Regions from separate parts of the Homo sapiens genome. Here region 2 is linked to region 1. A link is an interaction called in ENCODE POLR2A ChIA-PET data of the cell type or tissue named here. Cell type or tissue: OCI-LY7. All regions are shown on one strand. Each heading gives the region's core, and the rest is flanking DNA. Links, peaks and the distances in the headings are about the cores only.

Region 1 (5,287 bases), core at 556-4,555:
GTTTATAATTCAAAATGACCAAGTATTTAAGCAGTTATTTTAGAGATAAATAAGCAGTCCTTATGTGTCTGCTCCCATGACCAAGAAGACCTGCGAGTCAAAACCTCTCATAGAAGAAAGTGACATGACTCAGTAACAAAGACGTGAGCTGTCATGTGACGAGAATGGCAGAAGGGCAATGCTAGTCACTGTGAGGCCCTCTGCATAACATGCCGCACCAAGGGGTTTCAGCATGGAGGGGGTCCTAGGCTGTTATTCAATTAGCTCTTGTTTAACACAAGGGCAACCCCGGGTTCCTTACTCTGAGCATAGTGGCCCCTGATTCAGCAATGACACCGGGTTCCAAGAAAGAGCATAGCCTGCCATACCAGCCTCTGCTGGAGCCACTTCCATGGTGTGTGCGTGGAATTGGCAAAAACCGAAGGATTCAGTGTCAATGAGCTTTGGAGAGTCCTGGTGTCAATGGCAGGAGCTGCCCTCGTCTCGACAGCTCACTCAACTGTCCCGAGAAGGAAACAGTAGCGCTGTGCTGATTTCCTTGATTCCTCTTCTACCACATACCATTCCCAAACCACACACACACTGGTAAAGAACTCCAGCATACTCAATGAAACTACAGGGCTACCCTGGAATCTTTCACTGATGGCTCCACAGATACTGACAATGATTCCAGGCAATCATAACAGTCTTCACTTAGTGGGGAGATTAGACCCAATTTCTATACTCCTGATCCTCTAACCTTAAAATCTGCTTTTTAAGAAAATTTTAAACAAATTCCTACTATTAGTTTACATGCTTGTCCTTTAGAGCACAACCTTTGGTGTCACACAGACCTAAGTTGGAAGTCCCAGTCTGCCACGTCCTGTGTGGCCACAGGATGCAAAGAAGGAAGGTGTGTGAAGCCTGTCACATGGGCTCACAGAGTAGAGCTGGCCCAGTATGGTGGTAAAGTATAAGGTCCCTGGGGCCAGACCACCTAGATCCCTGTCCCAGCTCTGCCACTTCCCAGCTGTGCAGCCATGGGCAGCTCATTCATCTCCTGTGACTCATCTGCCAGAGAGTGACAGTAACTGAACCTACCTCCTAGGACAGCCAAGAGGATTCAAAGACGTCAGACACATACAGCACTTAGAACAGTCCTGGCACCTGCTCCAAGCCTTCCAGTAACATCCATCACATTCCTCATAATAGGTCTTCCCACCCTGAATGGACCCACCTCCTTCCTAGTCATTCATCACTAAATGCGTAACTCATTGAGTGCCCAGTACCTACTGGACGCTGCGTTAGAAATAAGGATATATCATGAACAAGGCTGATAGGGCTGCTGCCCCCACAGACGGTTCCAGTTTTGAGTGGTAAAATCCAAGCACTCTCTAGGGGTTGGAGGGAGGTGAGAGCTAGCCCATTGCATGACTTTCACACTGCATTCCTGGGAGCCCTAGGGTTCTTCACTGGGACCAAAGAGGAGAGAGAAGGAGACTGGGCAGGTGGAGGGCTTCAGGCCCCATCCCTGCTCCAACCAGCACAGCTCCACATTCAGTCTGTGTGTTACACTCTAGAGAGGGTTCCACTTCAGACTGCATTTAAGAAAGGGTCTCTATAACTAAAACAAGTTTGAAAACACAAGTAACATCCATCATTCCTCATAATAGGTCTTCCCACCCTTCACAGAAGACAGGATCCAGCCTCACACACCGTTGTGTGAGACCCAAAGTCACATGGCTATTTCCTTTCAAACATCTCCCTCAAACATGTTTGTGTGCAGAGCATCAGTGAAGTCAATCACAGCCAGTGCATCCCCATCCCGAGTGCATCCCATGCGCAGATGCCGCACCAGCACCTCATGTGCTTCTCCCACTTGGCCTTGTGTCATGCCTCTGCACGGACGCTTACCATCCACTCAACAAAGGGAGACCACGGTGTCAGTCCGACAAGAAAATAATGGCAAAGCTGAGGTTTGAACCTAGGCTGGCCAGTTCCACAGGGTGGGAAACTATGACAAAGCCACCAACTCAGGCCTCCATGGGGACTGTGTTCACAGGCAGACCTAGGGTGCAAACCCTAGAATAAGGGGTGAGGGATCCACATTCCTTCTGACATAGCCACGAAGAGACCCTGACATCCTGACCACAATCAAGTAGAACCCTGGGCTGGGGCGATAAGGCTTTGAAAAGAACCCACCCTCAAATAAAGCCCTGAAGGTATACCACGGGGCACGCCTCCCACGCGGTATGGACACCCACTGGCCAAAGTGCTTATGGCTTCTGCCCTGGACGGGCAGCATCCTGGGAGCTGGACAGCTTTCTTAACAAGAGACTAAGAAGGGAGCAAGGGATAGCCTGAATGTCCAGAAGTCAATCATACCCACTGCTGGTCACGACAGTGGTGTCACTGAACCATGGAAGAGTACAAAACCACAACAACAGAGGCAGCTGGGAAGCCCAGAAGTGTGACTCCCACTAAGGAGTTTCCCTATTGCACTTCTGCTTGCTTTTTGGCAAATGTATTTGCTATTAGCAACAAGGTCCCCTTCTAATTGTAACTGTATTCATTTAAAAGGGCTCAGAAATAAGACAGTATTATAAACTATCCTACTTTCTATTACAAAAATAAATAAATACTCTTACCTTTTTTCTTGAATCAGGTACCTAGATAAAAAGAAACCACAAAAAATTGTGTTAAGTACAACAAAAAGAAGTATTTTCATTGCTTTTTCAGATCTCGAGTTGAAGAGTATATTCATCTTATTAAAGGCTTCACAAAGAAGAAAACAGAATTTCCTTGATCAAGACTCCCCATCTGCATGTGTTTGAATCTATGTCCTAATCAAAGAGGTCACATTGCGTTTTCCTTCTATCTTCATTTCCTCCAGGTAGAAGCTCACCAAGCTAGTCTCAGGAAGGCTCCATGCTCCAGGGTCATTATTGTATATTTCCACATGGTCTCACGGCCATAAGCACTGTGGGAAGCACAGTTCTTGCACTCCTGGTCACTCTCACTGCACCTGTCCTTGCTGGAAGGCCACCATTGCTTGCCCAGGCGATTTCCACAGACTCCTAACTGGTCTTCCTGCCTCTGGCCCAAGCCTCCTCAATGACAAGCTCTTGCCTCCCCAGTAGAGCTGCAGCTTTCTTTCTGAAGGGCCCACTGAGAAACGTGGGGAGGGAGACAAATAGACCTGTTTGGAGAGACCTGTGCTGAAAGAGAACTGTACCTGGATGCCCAAGGAATTGCTTCAAGACAACTGTGAGCTCAAGCTAACTAGAAGAATTCACAAGCCTAGATGGCTGACTTACACAAGAGAGGGAGAGAGAAAATGAGGGGAGAGGGAAAGGTTAAATTTGATCCTAAAAACTGAGGTCCAGATAAATAATGGTGCCATGAACCACCCTACCCCTGTACCCCTCATAAAAAGGAAATTGGGAAGGGGACCCCTTTGACAATAATCGTATGTTTCTGGCGGGGCAGTTGTTTTGTTTTGTTAGAGACCAGGTCTCACTCTGTCACCCAGGCTGGAGTGCGATCATAGCTCACTGCAACCTTAGCTCACTGCAACCTCAGCTCACTGCAACCTCAGCCTCTTAGGATCAAGTGATCCTCCTGTCTTAGCCTCCTGAGTAGCTGGGACCACAGGTGTGCACAACCATGACACAAAAGGTTTTTTTTTATTATTTTTTGTAGGGACAGGGTCTCATTATGTTGCCCAGGCTGGTTCTTGAACTCTTAGCCTCAAGTGATCCTCCTGCCTCAGCCTATCATATGGTTTTTAATCATTGAAAAAGGTCTTCTTCCCTTGCCACCCTCCATCTCATCTGTCATGTGGGCCAGTGGCCTCATCATTTCTTCAGTTTAGGGTTCAGTCACTGTAACCAGAGAGAAGGGGCCCCTTCACCATTGTGCCCACTTCTCCCATTTCCTGTTCTTTCCTGACTGCCTGTGTCATCTGCCAACCAGAAAGTGGATTTCCTCTTCTTTTCTGGCCTGTTTCTGAGAGGGAGCCCTTTTTGGGGCTAATAAGATTATTTCTGTCACAGACATGAAGATGTTTTTATGATTTCTAAAGTTTTTAGTTATTCGTAAAGATTTGTTTTTATTCAGGAGACAGATATTGGTTACCATCAAAATGAATGAAAGAAAAAAATCAACAAAAGCAAAATATGAGCTAACTATAAAAAAATAAAAATTATTTAAAGGATTATTTCAATAATCACTGATATAAAAGTACTGGAGAAATTTAAACTCGAGTGTCAATCATGTACTGAAATTATTCTGTACTTGTCATATTTTAAAAGCGCAGAAAGAACAGAAACATACCTAATGAGTAAGTTCCACTTCAAAATAATTCTTACCCTCAGAATTTCCGGGCTGCTGTAAAAAGCCATGCTGAGGGCTTCAATTTCTTCACACTGTTCTAAATTTATTTTTCTGGTGCACTTAACAGCCTGGTTCACCAGAAACGCTAGAAATCATTAACATTCCCAAGGAAAAAAAAATACAAAAGAGAAGAAATTTTTCAATTTTCCAATGGCAACTAAAAAGTTTTAATCTAGGTAAAACTGTAAAATAAGTTACAACACAGATATACAATTTTGTTGTTGTTTGTTTTGTTTTTTTAGTAGAGACAAGGTTTCACCGTGTTGCCCAGACTGGTCTCAAACTCCTCACCTCAAGTGATCCTCTCGCCTCGGCCTCCCAGAGTGCTGGGATTACAGGTGTGAACCAGTACGCCTGGCCTACAATGTTTTAAATTATTTTTCAAAAAGAATACATTCATGAGATTCAAAATTCAAAAAGCACAAAAAGATAATGAGTAAATCCCCCTCCAATTCTTGTCCTGCCCCCCAGCTACCACCAGTCCCCTTCTCCAGAGGCAACTGGCATGAGGCTTCTTGTGTCTCTTTCTAGAAATATTCTATGGAAATAAAAACAAATATGTGTGTAAAAAACATACATATATTTTTATTATTATTTCTTTCCCCTTTTGGAAACAAATGTACAATATATACACTATTCTGCCCCTCATTTTGTTTACTGAACAATATATCTTGGAGATTGGCCTGTCTTTACATGAAGCAGCTCCTCCTTTCTTGGGGATAATTAGTATTATAGATGTGGCATAATTATTATACCAGTTCCCTATTAATGAACACTTAAGTTGTCTCCATCTTTGCTACCACCAACAATGCTGCAATCTATTATTTTGCATATTGGCCAGCATTTCTGTAGGATCAACTCCTGGAAGTAGAACAGCTGGGTTGAAGAGCACATTCATTTCTAATCTGGATAC
Region 2 (5,287 bases), core at 548-4,547, 830 kb after region 1:
TTGGGGTAGAGCGAATCCTGGGAGATGGATGCTGGCACCTGTGCCTTCAGCACCAGGCTAGCTTGTCAAGGCCTCTGGCTTCTTCTGAATTCAGGACTGAGTTGGGGGCTTCTAGCATAGTCCAGGAACCCAGATGCATGTGTGTCTGTGCATGAGTGTGGGTGGGGGACTCTAAGATAGGCTTTGGAGGTGGGTCTCTGAAATTGCAGAGGCTAGCGTATGTGCATAGAGGGAGACTTACTGTGAGGTCCATGATACTAATTAAGTGCCAGGGCCCCTGGCTAAGGCCCTTTCTGAGGTCCTCGACCTAGTCTACGTCCCACAAAACCTGGATCCGTCCCTGCATGGCTAAAAGGTCATGAGCTCATCTGATTATCAGGGAAGTCTGGGACGCCCTCCTGTGCCCCCACCTCCCCTCCGCAGAGTTTCACAACCTCCAATTTGGCAATTGTCAATTTAGAGCCCCTGGCTACAGCACCCCACCCTGGGCAGAGCCACTTCGCCACCTGGTGGCTGGTTCCTGGAACTGCATGTTCCACCTCATCTCTGGGAAGATGCTGCTCCTGACATCTTCTCCCAGGACCCAGGCGTCCCCTCCCTGGGTCTATAACCTGTGTCTGAAAGCCCGAATCCAGGGTCTCTAGTTCCACTTTGGGTCACCTATGGTTTGGAATTACCTGGGGTGCCCAGCTCTCGCCTTCATTCAATGTGTGTTAACTCAGCAAATGGTTGTTGGGCACCTACCACATACCAGGCACTGTGCTTGGCAGAGGCCGAATGATAGTGAGCAAAGCAGACATCACCCTGCCCTCAAGGTGCCCACAGGCTCCTGGACAGGACCATCATTGACCAAGCAACCACATAAATAAGCACACAGTTATGAACTGTAACAGGTGTCAACAAAAGGCTGTACTGGAGGATTTGACCTAGTCAGGGAAAATCCAGGAGAGCTTCCTGGAGGAGGTAACACTTGAGCAGAGTCTGAGTGAGTTGCAGTTAACCAGGTGAAAAGAGGAGGGAAGAATGTTTCAGATTGGGGTGGGGGTTCAGAGACAGCAGGTGCAAAGACCCTGTAGTTCACCGTGGTCTATTGCAGTCTGAAATGACCATTCCAGCTGCTATGTGGAAAGTGGATAAAGGAAGGCCAGAGAGGCTGGGGGAAATGAGGGAAATAAAGGAGGTGTCTTAGGCATGTGAGAGGGATGGTGGCTGGGCCACATTATTCCATGAGAGGTTTGGTGTCGCCTCTGAGCTGGGCGCCAGGTGGACAGCGGGAAAGCAACTGGGAACAAGACTTGTCCCAAACAACCCTGCTCCTGGAAGGGCTGAGACTAGAATTCAGGTCTCTTGAGTCTGCCCCACTGATTCCCGGCATTTAGGGAGACGGTTCCTAAATCCCGTCTCATGGATTGATAACAGCAACAGTAATATTTATCAAAGACTGCTATCTGCCTGGTACTGGGCTAATCAACAAACACTGATTAGCTCTTTGATTTCCCTTCATAGCTTTAATTTAGCCAGAAAGGACCCTAAGCAGAGAAATGGTCATACAGCTGTGGGGAGCAAAGCCAGGCCTCAAACCTGAGGTGCCTGGCTTCAGAACGGGCACCTGAACCCACACCTGCGTCTCCCACCCTCTGGCCATTCCTGAGCCCCTGGCTGATTTTGCCCTGTCCTTGATTCACAGGGGAGTTTTCAACTTACTCTTTTGAGATATAAATCAACTCAGGTAACCATAAAAATAGCTACAACAGAAAGAAACTTGCAAAGAGACATCAGCAAGCGTTAGTGAGAGGTGTTAAGGACCCGCTAGTACCAAACGGAGAGTTGACTTCATGAGAAAGATTCGATAGTGGATGAAACCTTCAGGGTTATTATTGTTGCACCCCCTAGAACCCCCAAGATTCTCTCCTGGATCCCCTAAGGTCAGTTCACATCCACTGTGGCACACAGTCCCACACTTTGGGGAACGCTGCACCCCTCCACTCCCTTCTAGGGGCACCAGTGTAAATGCTTCATGGGAAAAGGATTCGATGCTCTGACAGGTGGGTGAATGCTGCCTAGTGTGTCTTGCTTTTACAGGTTCACAGTCCCTGTTAGTGTATGAAAGGCTCTGAGAAGTCCTGTAGTAAGGAATTATGATTGGCTTTGTTTAACCCAGCATTCTAACCATTTATTTGTTTATGAAGCACTTTACATAAATCTTTTCGAGGGCCAGGTGTGGTGGCTCACATCTGTAATCCCAGCACTTTGGGAGGCTGAGGTGGGAGGATCACTTGAGGCCAGGTGTTTGAGACCAGCCTGGGTAACAGAGTGAGATCCCTTCTCTACGAAAATAAAAATTAAAAAATTAGTTGAGCATGGAGGTGCACACCTGTAGTCTTAGCTGCTACTTGGGAGGCTGAGGTGGGAGGATCACTTGAGCCCAGGAATCGGAGGCTGCAATGAGCTAGGATTGCACAACTATACCCCAGGCTGGATGACAGAGCGAGACCCTCTCTCTCAAAAAAAAGGATATTAATAAATAAAAATAAATACAAAATCTTCCCAAATAAGATTAATTAAATAAATACCAATCTGTAGGCTGAAGCCTCTCACATTTCAAAGCACCTAACCCCATGCGTTTATTGTACCCTCTCAGCACCACTGGAGGCAGAAAGATAGAGTGGCCCTGGGTCCCCACTGGACAGATGAGGAAACAGGCTTGGAGAGGAGATGTTGACAGCCAGGACATCTGACCCCCTACCCAGTGTTCTGTACCCCGATGCCTGGAAGTTCAAGGTCATGGGCTGGAGCACTGCGTCATCTTGTGTGTCTCTCTTGCTAGAGCCATCTACGGGGAAGACCTGCCTGCCCAAGGCCTTGCTGAACCTGAGCAATGGCCGCAACGACACCATCCCTGTGCTGCTGGACATCGCGGAGCGCACCGGCAACATGAGGGAGTTCATTAACTCGCCCTTCCGTGACATCTACTATCGAGGTGGGGCCCCGGGCTGGGCAGGGGTGCCACGGGGGCTGATGGAGACGCTGTCCTTTGCTTGTCTGACTCCTGAGACTTTTGATCTGGGCCTAAGTGCCAGCATGTACCCAGGACCTGACAAATGGATGGATGGATGGATGGATGGATGGATGCATGGATGCATGGATAGATGGATGGATGAAGGAACGGTAACTACCCCTTCCAACTTTGTTTCGAGTTTCAGAATAGAAGATTCCACTGGGTGCGGTGGCTCTTACCTGTAATCCCAGCACTTTGGGAGGCCAAGGGGGGCAGATCGCTTGAGCCCAGGAGTTCAAGACCAGCATGGGCAACATGGTGAAATCCTGTCTTGACAAAAGATACAAAAAAAAAAAAATAAAATAAAAGAAGGCCAGGTGCGGTGGCTCACACCTGTAATCCCAGCACTTTGGGAGGCTGAGGTGGGCAGATCACTTGAGGTCAGGTGTTCAAGACCAGCCTGGCCAACATGGTGAAACCCTGTCTCTGCTGAAAATGCAAAAATTAGCCAGGCGTGGTGGTGCGCACCTATAATCTCAGCTACTTGGGAGGCTGAGGCAGGAGAATCGCTTGAACCTGGGAGGTGGAGGTTGCAGTGAGCCAATATCGCGCCATTGCACTCCAGCTTGGGCAACAAGAGCAAGACTCATCTCAAAAAAAAAAAAAAGATGCAAAAAAAGCCAGGCTTGTTGGTGCACACCTGTAGTCCCAGCTACTTGGGAGGCTGGGGTGGGAAGATCACTTGAGCTCAGAGGGTCAAGGCTTCAGTGAGCTATGATTGTGCCACTGCACTCCAGCCTGGGTGACAGAGTGAGACCCTGTCTCAAAAAAAAAAAAAAAAAGATTCCAAGATTCTGAGATGCAGCGAGTCTAGTGATCATGAACTCGGGATCTGGCCCTAAGATGCTGTGGTGGCGGATACTCTAAGGCTCTATGATAATAAGTCCTGAGTTCACAAGTTCTAAGAGGCAAAGGCAGCAGGGGGCCAAGAACTGGGCCAATCCCCAGTTGAGATTCTGTAAATCAGAGTTGACCTTCAGATGCCTGGATATTAAGATTCAAAATCCATGAATATTATATCTTGAGTCCAAAATTCTGGGAGGCCAAGGTACTGTTGTTTCCTCTAGGAGTTTTCTTTTTTTTGAGACAAGGTCTTGCTCTGTTACCCAAGCTGGAGTGCAGTGGTGTGATCATGGCTCACTGCAGCCTTGACTTCCTGGGCTCAAGGGAGTCTCCCACCTCACCCTCCCAAGTAGCTGGGACCACCGGCATGGACCACCATGCCAGGCTAATTTTTAAAATTTCTGTAGAGACAGGGTCTCACTATGTTGTTGTATTAGCCCGTTCTCATGCTGCTATAAAGAACTGCCCAAGACTGGATAATTTATAAAGGAAAGAGGCTTAATTGACTCACAGTTCCGCAGGGCTGGGGAGGCATCAGGAAACTTACAATCATTGTGGAAGGGGAAGCAAACATGTCCTTCTTCACATGGTGGTAGGAAGAAGAAGTGCCAAGCAAAAGGGGGAAAAGCCCCTTATAGAATCATCAGATCTCTTGAGGACTCACTCACTATCATGAAAACAGCATGAGGGTAACTGCCCCCATGATTAAATTACCTTTCACAGGGTCCCTCCCATGATACATGGGGATTATGGGAACTACAATTCAAGGTGAGATTTAGGTGTGGACACAGAGCCAAACCATATCAGTTGCCCAGGCTGGTACTGAACTGCTAGGCTTCAGCAATCCTCCTGCCTCAGCCTCTGGAGTAGCTGGGACCACAGGTGTAAGTCACCAGGCCCAGCTAATTTTTAGCATTTCTATAGAGATGGGATCTCACTGTGTTGCCCAGGCTTGCCTCAAACGCCTGGGCTCAGGTGATCTCCCTCCTTGGTCTCCCAAATTGCTGGGATTACAGGCGTGAGCCTGCGCCTGGCCTCCTCTAGGATTTTTAAAGCATCTTATGAATCTAAAAACTTCTCACATTCAGGATTCCACAAACTAGGTATCCTTCAGGCTTGAGATTCTGCTTCTGCGATGGATCCCAGGGAATATCCAAGGACCTATTTGCTGCCCTTGGGTGTCGCTGGGCAGGACTCTGCCTGCATCCCCCACCCCCCAATTTCTACGTCCTGCACCCTACCCCCACCCCCAGCAAGCCTGGCTAGGTCTCTGCTCCGCCAGGACCCTGGATGACCGTCCCCTGCCCCCAGGTCAGACAGCCCTGCACATCGCCATTGAGCGTCGCTGCAAACACTACGTGGAACTTCTCGTGGCCCAGGGAGCTG

What was found. Peaks named below come from ENCODE experiments on the same cell type or tissue, not always from the same donor. Only the 100,000 strongest peaks of a DNase experiment are listed, where the experiment ranks them.
Region 2: POLR2A ChIA-PET joins it to region 1 with 9 read pairs; 1 of 35 experiments calls an interaction of 5 or more read pairs at or near these places.

The regions. Positions count from the first base shown.
Region 1 is chr12:110,633,842-110,639,128 of GRCh38, reverse strand. TCTN1 (tectonic family member 1) reads right to left here. Exons shown (of 15, transcript NM_001082538.3): 6 at 4,350-4,459; 7 at 2,628-2,648. Among named protein-coding and RNA genes, the nearest start is that of TCTN1, 22 kb to the right of the region's middle. In OCI-LY7, for the core only: no CTCF peak of the experiment used is centred there; a DNase peak (open chromatin) is centred at 2,418.
Region 2 is chr12:109,800,684-109,805,970 of GRCh38, reverse strand. TRPV4 (transient receptor potential cation channel subfamily V member 4) reads left to right here. Exons shown (of 16, transcript NM_021625.5): 4 at 2,828-2,980; 5 at 5,213-5,287. Among named protein-coding and RNA genes, the nearest start is that of FAM222A-AS1, 30 kb to the right of the region's middle. In OCI-LY7, for the core only: no CTCF peak of the experiment used is centred there; no DNase peak of the experiment used is centred there.